2 separate regions of the Homo sapiens genome follow, and region 1 is linked to region 2. Evidence: chromatin contacts called from ENCODE Hi-C or POLR2A ChIA-PET data. All regions are on one chromosome and are shown on one strand. The core of a region is the stretch at or near the end of the contact, and the rest is flanking DNA. Distances in the headings are between cores, read along the strand shown. Region 1 has its middle 63 kb from the start of CD2AP. Region 2 has its middle 46 kb from the start of ADGRF4.

Evidence for each region. A loop is a pair of places that touch in the nucleus more often than their neighbours do. ChIA-PET counts read pairs that join two places held with the same protein, here RNA polymerase II (POLR2A). Pooled maps may share reads with other maps.
Region 1: a loop to region 2 is called in a pooled map, with 4 times the contacts of the local background. The contact joins two enhancer-like sites. A Hi-C loop is called at or near these places in 9 of 50 pooled maps. POLR2A ChIA-PET finds 5 or more read pairs at or near these places in 3 of 52 experiments (CD4-positive, alpha-beta T cell, GM12878 and activated CD4-positive, alpha-beta T cell).

What each region holds. Positions count from the first base shown.
Region 1 is chr6:47,413,109-47,417,185 of GRCh38, forward strand. No RefSeq gene overlaps it. Among named protein-coding and RNA genes, the nearest start is that of CD2AP, 63 kb to the right of the region's middle. RefSeq lists enhancers at 922-971, 982-1,041, 1,544-1,593. Within about 2 kb of position 1,568, at least 12 of the 41 ENCODE cell types and tissues checked have a DNase peak (open chromatin) inside an H3K27ac peak, as active enhancers do.
Region 2 is chr6:47,650,151-47,654,054 of GRCh38, forward strand. No RefSeq gene overlaps it. Among named protein-coding and RNA genes, the nearest start is that of ADGRF4, 46 kb to the right of the region's middle. Within about 2 kb of position 1,586, at least 4 of the 41 ENCODE cell types and tissues checked have a DNase peak (open chromatin) inside an H3K27ac peak, as active enhancers do.

The DNA of each region.
Region 1 (4,077 bases), core at 318-2,817, 240 kb before region 2:
TTTTATTCACCAAAAAAGCTATCTTTAAAAACAAACTATAAACAGAGAAGTCTCTCTTCTATTCCTGTCCTAGACCCCGTTCTCTCCCATCCCCACAGAAAATCATTTTTATTAGTTTTTGGCTTGCCCTACCAGTTTTACTTTGGCAAATGTAAGCAAGTACAAATACATTAAGTGATTTTAAAATTTTGCCTTAAATACTGGCAATTGACAAAAGCAGCTCTATCTAATTGAGAGGTAAGAAGGAACTCCCTGTAAACCTTTTAGAGATTCTAAAAGGACACTTCTGGGGCTCCACAAAAGTTTTAAAGTTTACAACATTAGTTTCAGCGTGTCCAATTACTTCGGAAAACATATGGCTTTTGGCCAGATGTGGTAGCTCATGCCTGTAATCCCAGCACTTTGGGAGGCCAAGGCGGGCAGATCACCTGAGGTCGGGAGTTCAAGACCAGCCTGGCCAACATGGTGAAACCGTGTCTCTACTAAAAACACAAAAATTAGCTGGGCATGGTGGTGCATGCCTCTAATCTCAGCTACTCAGGAGGCTGAGGCAGGAGAATCACTTGAACCCAGGAGGTGGAGGTTGCTGTGAGCTGAGATTGTGCCACTGCACTCCAGCCTGGGTGACAAAGAGAGACTCTGCCTCACAAAAAATAAAAAATAAAAAAAATACGGCTTTTATTAATTTGAGTGAAGGGGTTCACAAATTAACAACAACAAGAAGGAGAGAGAATGCAGATGACAAAATTGCCTTGTGGGAGACCCAGACAGATACAATTAGCAACAGTTGGGAGGGAAGGTTGTAAGTGAAAGGGGCTTGAAAGAGAGAGAGAGAGTTTGTGTGTGTGTGTTGTCTGTGTGTGTGTGTTGTCTGTGTGTGTGTTGTGTCTATCCATCTGTGTAAGAAAGACATTATCTTTAGAGGCTTTTGCTAAGCTGTTCATGATGAGTATCTGAAAGAAGGTCGGGTGTATACCAAGTTCTTCACGCTAATGAGAGAGGAAGAAAGAAGGAAAAGGAAGAAGTCATGCATTTGCCAGTTTCCCATATTGGCCACTAGATGGCAACACCAACCCAAGACAGTCCTCTTCTGAGATGAGAGAAAAGGGTTGTATAGGATTAAGTACACAATTAGTTTGAATAACTTATTCCTATATACCACAGTTTTCAGTCAAGTATTCTTACCTCAGGAAGGGCATGTATAAGTTTATACATGTTTAAATGTATACGTGCATCTAAGAATACAAGCCAGGCAGGCAGACAGAATGCAAAATCTCCACAATGGTTGCTGACATTCTTTGCACTCACTAAATCTTACATATACGGAATTTCTTGACATAAAAATGGATTAGGTCTCAAAAGCGAGAAATGGTAAGGCATTTACTATTTACCGTCTTCAGACCATAAAACCTCTTTAAACTGCAACTTTACTGTCAGCACCTTAGAATCTAAACATAACGTTTCAAAACGTTTCCATGGAGAAGGTTTTGATTTCAACTTAGCATGCCAACAGACCATTTTCTTGTCTTCCCATTGTCTACGTGGTGGAAATTTCTTCAGCTGTAAGCCAGACTGGAAACTTGTAGCCCAATGGGTGTCAAGGATAAAAGGTGTGGTAAGCTCCTTATTCCCTTGTTATTGAGGTGGGACCATCGGCTTCCATTTTCAGTGGTGTTTCCATAAAGATTTTCATCTTCTCCAGCGCCCGAGGCATCAGAAGAATTTATGTGACCCCAAGATCACCTTGAAACCATATTACCGGTTTATGGTTTCCTAAAAGCTTTTTGTGTGATTAGGTTTCGTTTTACTGTTAATCACAACAAGAAACAGGAAGTGGGTAAAAACACCAAAGAGAAAGTTGCAAAGTTTCAAACAATTCCACCATAAATAGTCGCACAATGAGAGTTGTCCCTAGATTTCACTGGAATGTAAATAAAAGCCTTGATCATTCTCACTGCTCGACAGCCACAGTTTCACTTTGTTCTTCATGGCTCTGCCAACCCTCTGAAACTCTCAGTCACGGGGACTGTGCTCTCAGCTTTCCTCCAAGAGATTTCTCCACTGCCATTGCCTCCTGTTTTTTCTTACCTCCTTTTATTTAATATTTACAGGAAAAGCTGTTGATATATGTGGAATGTTTGAGGATACAAAATGAATTAAATGATATTTAATGACATTTGGAAGAAAACCCAGATTTTCCACCCAAGTTTTTCTTCCTCAAAAAGAAAGGCCATTGTGTGCTCTTTCTTACTAGAGTGGGGGATGAAGAGTCCATTGCAAAGTGAAGACTTGGTCCAAAGCTGACCATGCTACAGGCTAGAGACACGGGCAGTCACAGGAAGGGTATGGCATGATGTCTAATATATACTGCACATTCCATATGTTCTATAGTATGCTATTCAAGATCTGCATAATCAAGAAATATTTTCCAATTTAAATTAATTAATGCTGGTCTGGTTTGAATTAGTAGAGAGAAAAAAGTCTAAATTAAATATATTATCAAAGCCTGGGCAACCCAACAAGATCTCATCTCTACAAAAAATAAAGAAATAAAATGAAATAAAAAAATTAGCCAGGCATGGTGGCACATGCCTGTTGTCCCAGCTACTAGGAAGGCTGAGGCAGGAGGATTGCTTGAATCCAGGAAGTCAAGGCTGCAGTAAGTTGTGATCATGTCACTGCACACCAGCAGAGGTGACAGAGAAAGATCCTGTCTGTAAAAAATAAATAAATAAATAAATAAAGGTAGATGCTGCCAATGTCTCAGCCTTTATGATGTCCACCTGCCAGCATCAGGGTCCCTTTGCCCAAAGATTTTCTCTGACCACTGGAGTGCACTTTGCTGCACCAGGCTTAGGGAAATGAACAGATATCTGGGAAGTATTCCTTAAAAAATGACTGATGGGAACTGGTGAGGCAAGACTTCAGCTCATTCACCCCACTGAGGAAATAGCTCTGAGGTTTGTGTTATTCTGGATCTCCAGAGTTGCCAGCTGGATTAAGTTCCAATTGTCCATTACAGTAACTGGCTTGATAACACAGACCATTTATTAGTCTTCAATTCCTTGCCTCTCTTGCCCACTCACTAACAGTATTTCTTGAGATACTGTAATCACCCAACAGGTTCTTCCTGCCAGCGGCACAGACAAAACCAATTCACTGGGACCATGGTATTGCAGTAAAGAAAGAGTTTAATTAACAAAAAGCTGGCCAGGCAGAAGAAGTGGAGCTATCACTCAAATCAGTCTCCCTTAGAACTCAGACCCTATGGTTTTTATGGATAATTTGGTGGGCAGGGGGCTAGGGAATTGATACAGCTGATTGGTTGGAAGTGAAATTATTGGGGTGTGGGAGATGGTGCTCAAGCCTTAAGTCAGCCTCTGAGAGGTGGGGGTCACAGGACCAGTTAAGTCATGAGTCACAGGTCTGGTAGGGTCAGTCAGTTGCTGCAGTGCAAAAACCTGAAAAATATCTCAAAAGACCACTCTTAGGTTTTACAATAGTCATGTTATCTTTGGGAGCAATTGGGAAAGTCACAAATTTTGTGACCTCTGGCTACATGACTCCTGAGCAGTAAATGATTATGGAAACTACGCCTACATATTAGCAGACTTCAGGGCCTTCTATAATCTTAGCCTCATGGCCTTTTGTTAGTTTTCCACCCTTGAGCAAGGAGTGGTTAGTTCCAGGGAAGGGCTACTATCATCCTTGCTTTCAAGTTAAACTATAGACTAAATTCCTCCCATAGTTAGCTTGTCCTATGCCCAGAATGATCAAAGACAGCCAGCCTGTGAAGCCAAAAGCAAGATGGAGTCAGCCATGTTAGATTTCTCTCACTGTCGTAATCTTTGCAAAACCTATTTCAATACCAAATAAACTAATTACTCTCAAATTCTTGTCTCACAGTGTCTGCTTTTAGTAAAATCCAAATTAATAATATATAAAAATGCATTTTTATTGCAGTAAAATATACATAAAATTTAGCATTTCGACCATGTTTAAGTGTTCGGTGGCATCAAGTACATTCACATTGTTGTGCAATCATCACCACCATGCATCCCCAGAAGTCTTTCATGA
Region 2 (3,904 bases), core at 336-2,835:
ACACAAACCTGGATGGTATAGCCTACTACACACTCAGGTTGTATGATATAGCCTATGCTCCTAGGCTACAAACCTGTACGACATGTTACTGTACTGAATACTGTAGGCAACTGTAACACAATGATAACCATTTGTATATCTAAACAAATCCAAACATAGAAAACGTACAGTAAAAATAAGGTGTTATAATCTTATGGGACCACCAGTATATATGTAGTCTATTGACTGAAACATCGTTTTGTGGCTCATGACTGTATAAAGAAATGGACAGATGTGAGATATATTTTGAGGTAGAAACCACAGGACTTGCTGACGTGTGAATGTGGAGTTTAGAAGAGAAGTGTGGCCTGGACATCCAAGCTGTGGAAGTGGGTGAGCTCCTCCAGGGAAAGGGAGAGAGGAGAGAAGGGAGGAATGGGGTATGGAGGGGAGGAGGGATGAGGAGAAGGTCTAAGAAGCTCCAACACTTAGAATTCTGGTAGAGAAGAGATCATACAGGAAATAGTAAAATGAGGTACATACAAATTTAAGAAGAGTGGTGTTTCCTCAACCCAAATGTCTGTTGACAGATAAGTAGATAAGGAAAGGGTGACAGATATATAAATGGAATGTTATTCAGCCATAAAAAGAAGGGAACCCTGTCATATGTCACAATATGAATTAGTATTGAGGACATTATGCTAAGTGAAATGAGCCAGTCACAAAAGGATAACTACTGTATGATTCCACAAATATGAGTTATTTAAAGTAGTCAAATTCACAGAAACAGAAAGTAGAAAGGTGGTTGCCAGAGGTTGGGAGGAGGAGGAAGTGGGGAGTTGTTCAGTATTGCCTGAAAAAGTTCTAGAGACCTGTTACAAAACAATATGAATATACTTAATGCTACTGAACTGTACACTTAATTAACAGGGTAAATTTTGCATTATTTTTAAACCACAATTTAAAAAATAAAAATTAAAGAAGGAAATATTTCAAAAAAGAGAGAAATGGTTAACTGAATTGAGTGCTGCCGAGATGTCAAGCAAAATGAGGGCAGAGTTAATTATAGAACTGTTAAGATGGAGAACATTGGTGACCTTTATACAATTGGTTTCAATGGCATGAAGAGCATGAGAACAGCAAGGATAGAAGTGGAGACAGCTTGTGCGGACAGTTTTCAGAAGGTTTAGCCAGGAAGAGAGACTTGAGGCAGACTCAGTGAGAGGACAAAAAAACGAAGGAGACTTTTGTTTTGCTTTGTTTTGTCTGAGGAAGGAAGATACTTGAGCATATTTAAACATCAATAGCATTATCCATAGTAGAGGGAGAGATTGATGGTGCAGGAAACAGGAAGAAAATCTAAAGAAATGCAGCCCTTAAGAATGTCTGAGGAGATAGGGACAGAGCTCCTCTGAAGGGACTAATTTTGACAGGACGACAGAGACTCCCTCTCACATGACAGGAAAGAAGGAGGAGAAGGCTGGAGCACATGCAGATGGAACGTGGGTTTAGGGGCGAGAAGAAGATAAAATCCTCATCTGGTGGCTTTGATTTTCTCTGTAAAATATTAGGTGAGGCTGGGGAAGAGTTGCATCAACCGTTTGAGGAGAGCCAATGAATGTAATTAGTCATCCAGGATCATGGAAAAACGAGCCGGCCAGTGAATCATATCAGGGTTGACCAGCTGTGTGGAATTTTGTATTTATTATTTTAAAGTGAAACTACCATGTTATATTTTATCAATTCTAAGATGCACATGTTTCAACCTCAGAATTTGGGATGCATTCTAGCACTGTTCCATAGTTTCCTAGTATTGTTGGTTTCCTCGCATTGTTTCATAGTTTAATTGCCACCGTTGTTTTCTTTATGGTTCATAAAACAATGGGAATATCATAATCAATGGCACCTTACGGTGAATGAGGCATGGTAGATGGCTTTGTTCTGTAATTTTATACCTGCCAAATTCAACTGCTTGTGTACGGACATGGAGAGGGCATTTGTTTCAGGTTTGGGTTTTAAAGATGAATAAACTTGAGAGAGGACTGTAAAGTTGACAGTAGCTGTCAATAACAAACAGGCATATTTTGGCCTACTTAGGGAAAAATACAATTGCAATGTGACTAGAAAAATTGCCTCCTGTGGAGATCAGCTATTCATTACTGGAAGAGTTTAATCTGCAATTTTGGTCCACATGGCTATTCTAAGATGTTTTGCCAGGTTAAGATCATATCATAAATTTCTCTTGTAAGCTAAATACTCATGAAACAACAGTTCAGAATTCCTTTATCAATCACCTTTTCCAATAGATGTCCAATACTGAATGACCACGAGTCATATGCTGGGTGACTATTGAAGAAAAGATAGGGAACATGTGTATTCATTCATAGAACATTTAATAATTACCAGCTATATGCCAAGCAGTCTATTGGGTTTTGAGGAAATAAAAATACAATATGAATTCTTTGACTTTGAAGAGCCCACAGTCTGATTTAAAAAACAAAGAATTGACAACAGAAGTATTCTTTCATCCAATCGCTTATGTAACATATATTTATTGGACTCCTACTGAGTGCCAGGCATTGTTCTAGGTGACAGAAATACAGCAGTGACAAAATTACAAAGTCCCTACCTCCGTGGTCCTTACCTTCTAGTGAGATACATCAATTGACCAATAGCACACCACTAAACATGATACTTTTGACTAGTGATAGATTGAGGAAAACAGTGAAATGTTATAGAGAATGACGGGTGTTACCTTAGATTGAATGTTAAGAGTATAAATTAAGCTATATATTTTTTTCTTTGGCACGGAGTTTCGCTCTTGTTGCCCAGGCTGGAGTGTAGTGGCACAATCTCAAGTGATTCTCATGCCTCGGCCTCCTGAGCAGCTGGGATTACAGGAGTGCACCACCAAGACCAGCTAATTTTTGTATTTTTTGTAGAGATGGGGTTTTGCCATGTCAGATCTGATGACATCAGGTGATCCACATGCCTCAGCCTCCCAAAGTGCTGTGATTACAGGCGTGTGCCACTGAGCCTGGCCAAATTAAGCTATTTTGGCCACAGTAACAGAAAGCCTAACAGTGGCTTAAGCCCTCGAGCTATTAATTATATATTTTAAGAGCGCAGAGATTATTGATCCCAGTGTGGATTTAGTAATTCAGTCATGTCATCAAAGATCAAGAGTTTTTCCATGTCTCTGTTCCCCCATTTGCAACACATTGATGTTTTCCTCATGGCTGCAGAATGACTGCCATAGCTGCAGATACTACACCCTCTCAATTTCCAAAGCCAGAAGAGAAAAAGGGGTGGGAGAATGGGGACAAGATAACATTTTTTCTTCCTAGTGTAGCTGTTTTAATTATCAGGGAAAGGTTCTTTCTAGAAGCTTTCACACCCCCTAGCAGACTTCCCCCTAAAATTCATCGAACAGAAATGGTGGCCTGCCTACATGTAGTTTAGTGACCAGCGAAGAAGATCTATATTACCACAATTCATTCAAAATAATCATGGGTCATCCAATCTGAGTTTTGGGCAAGGAAGAAGGCAGTGTGGACTGGGGTAGGTAAATAATGATTGCCACTTCAGAGAATGCTTCCCTGAGGAGATGACATTTAAACTAAAACCTAGATGATGAGATGGTGCCGGTCTTGTGCACCATGTCCCATGGTGGCACTAAGGGAGAAGCTAGGCCAGAGTAGATGGCCAGGAAGGGCTGACAGGGGAAGAGGCACTTGAGGACGAGAATGAGTCAGCCAGGTGAAGTTATGGGTAGAGAGGGGCGGAGGCTTTCAGGCTATAGCAAAGGCCAGTGGAGAGGAAAAGAAATGTGAGCCAGTTTGTATGGCTGGAGCAAGATGAGCAGGACAAGGCAGGCCACAGCCTTCGTGGAGATGATTGCAGAGGGGATGATTTGGATTCTAGC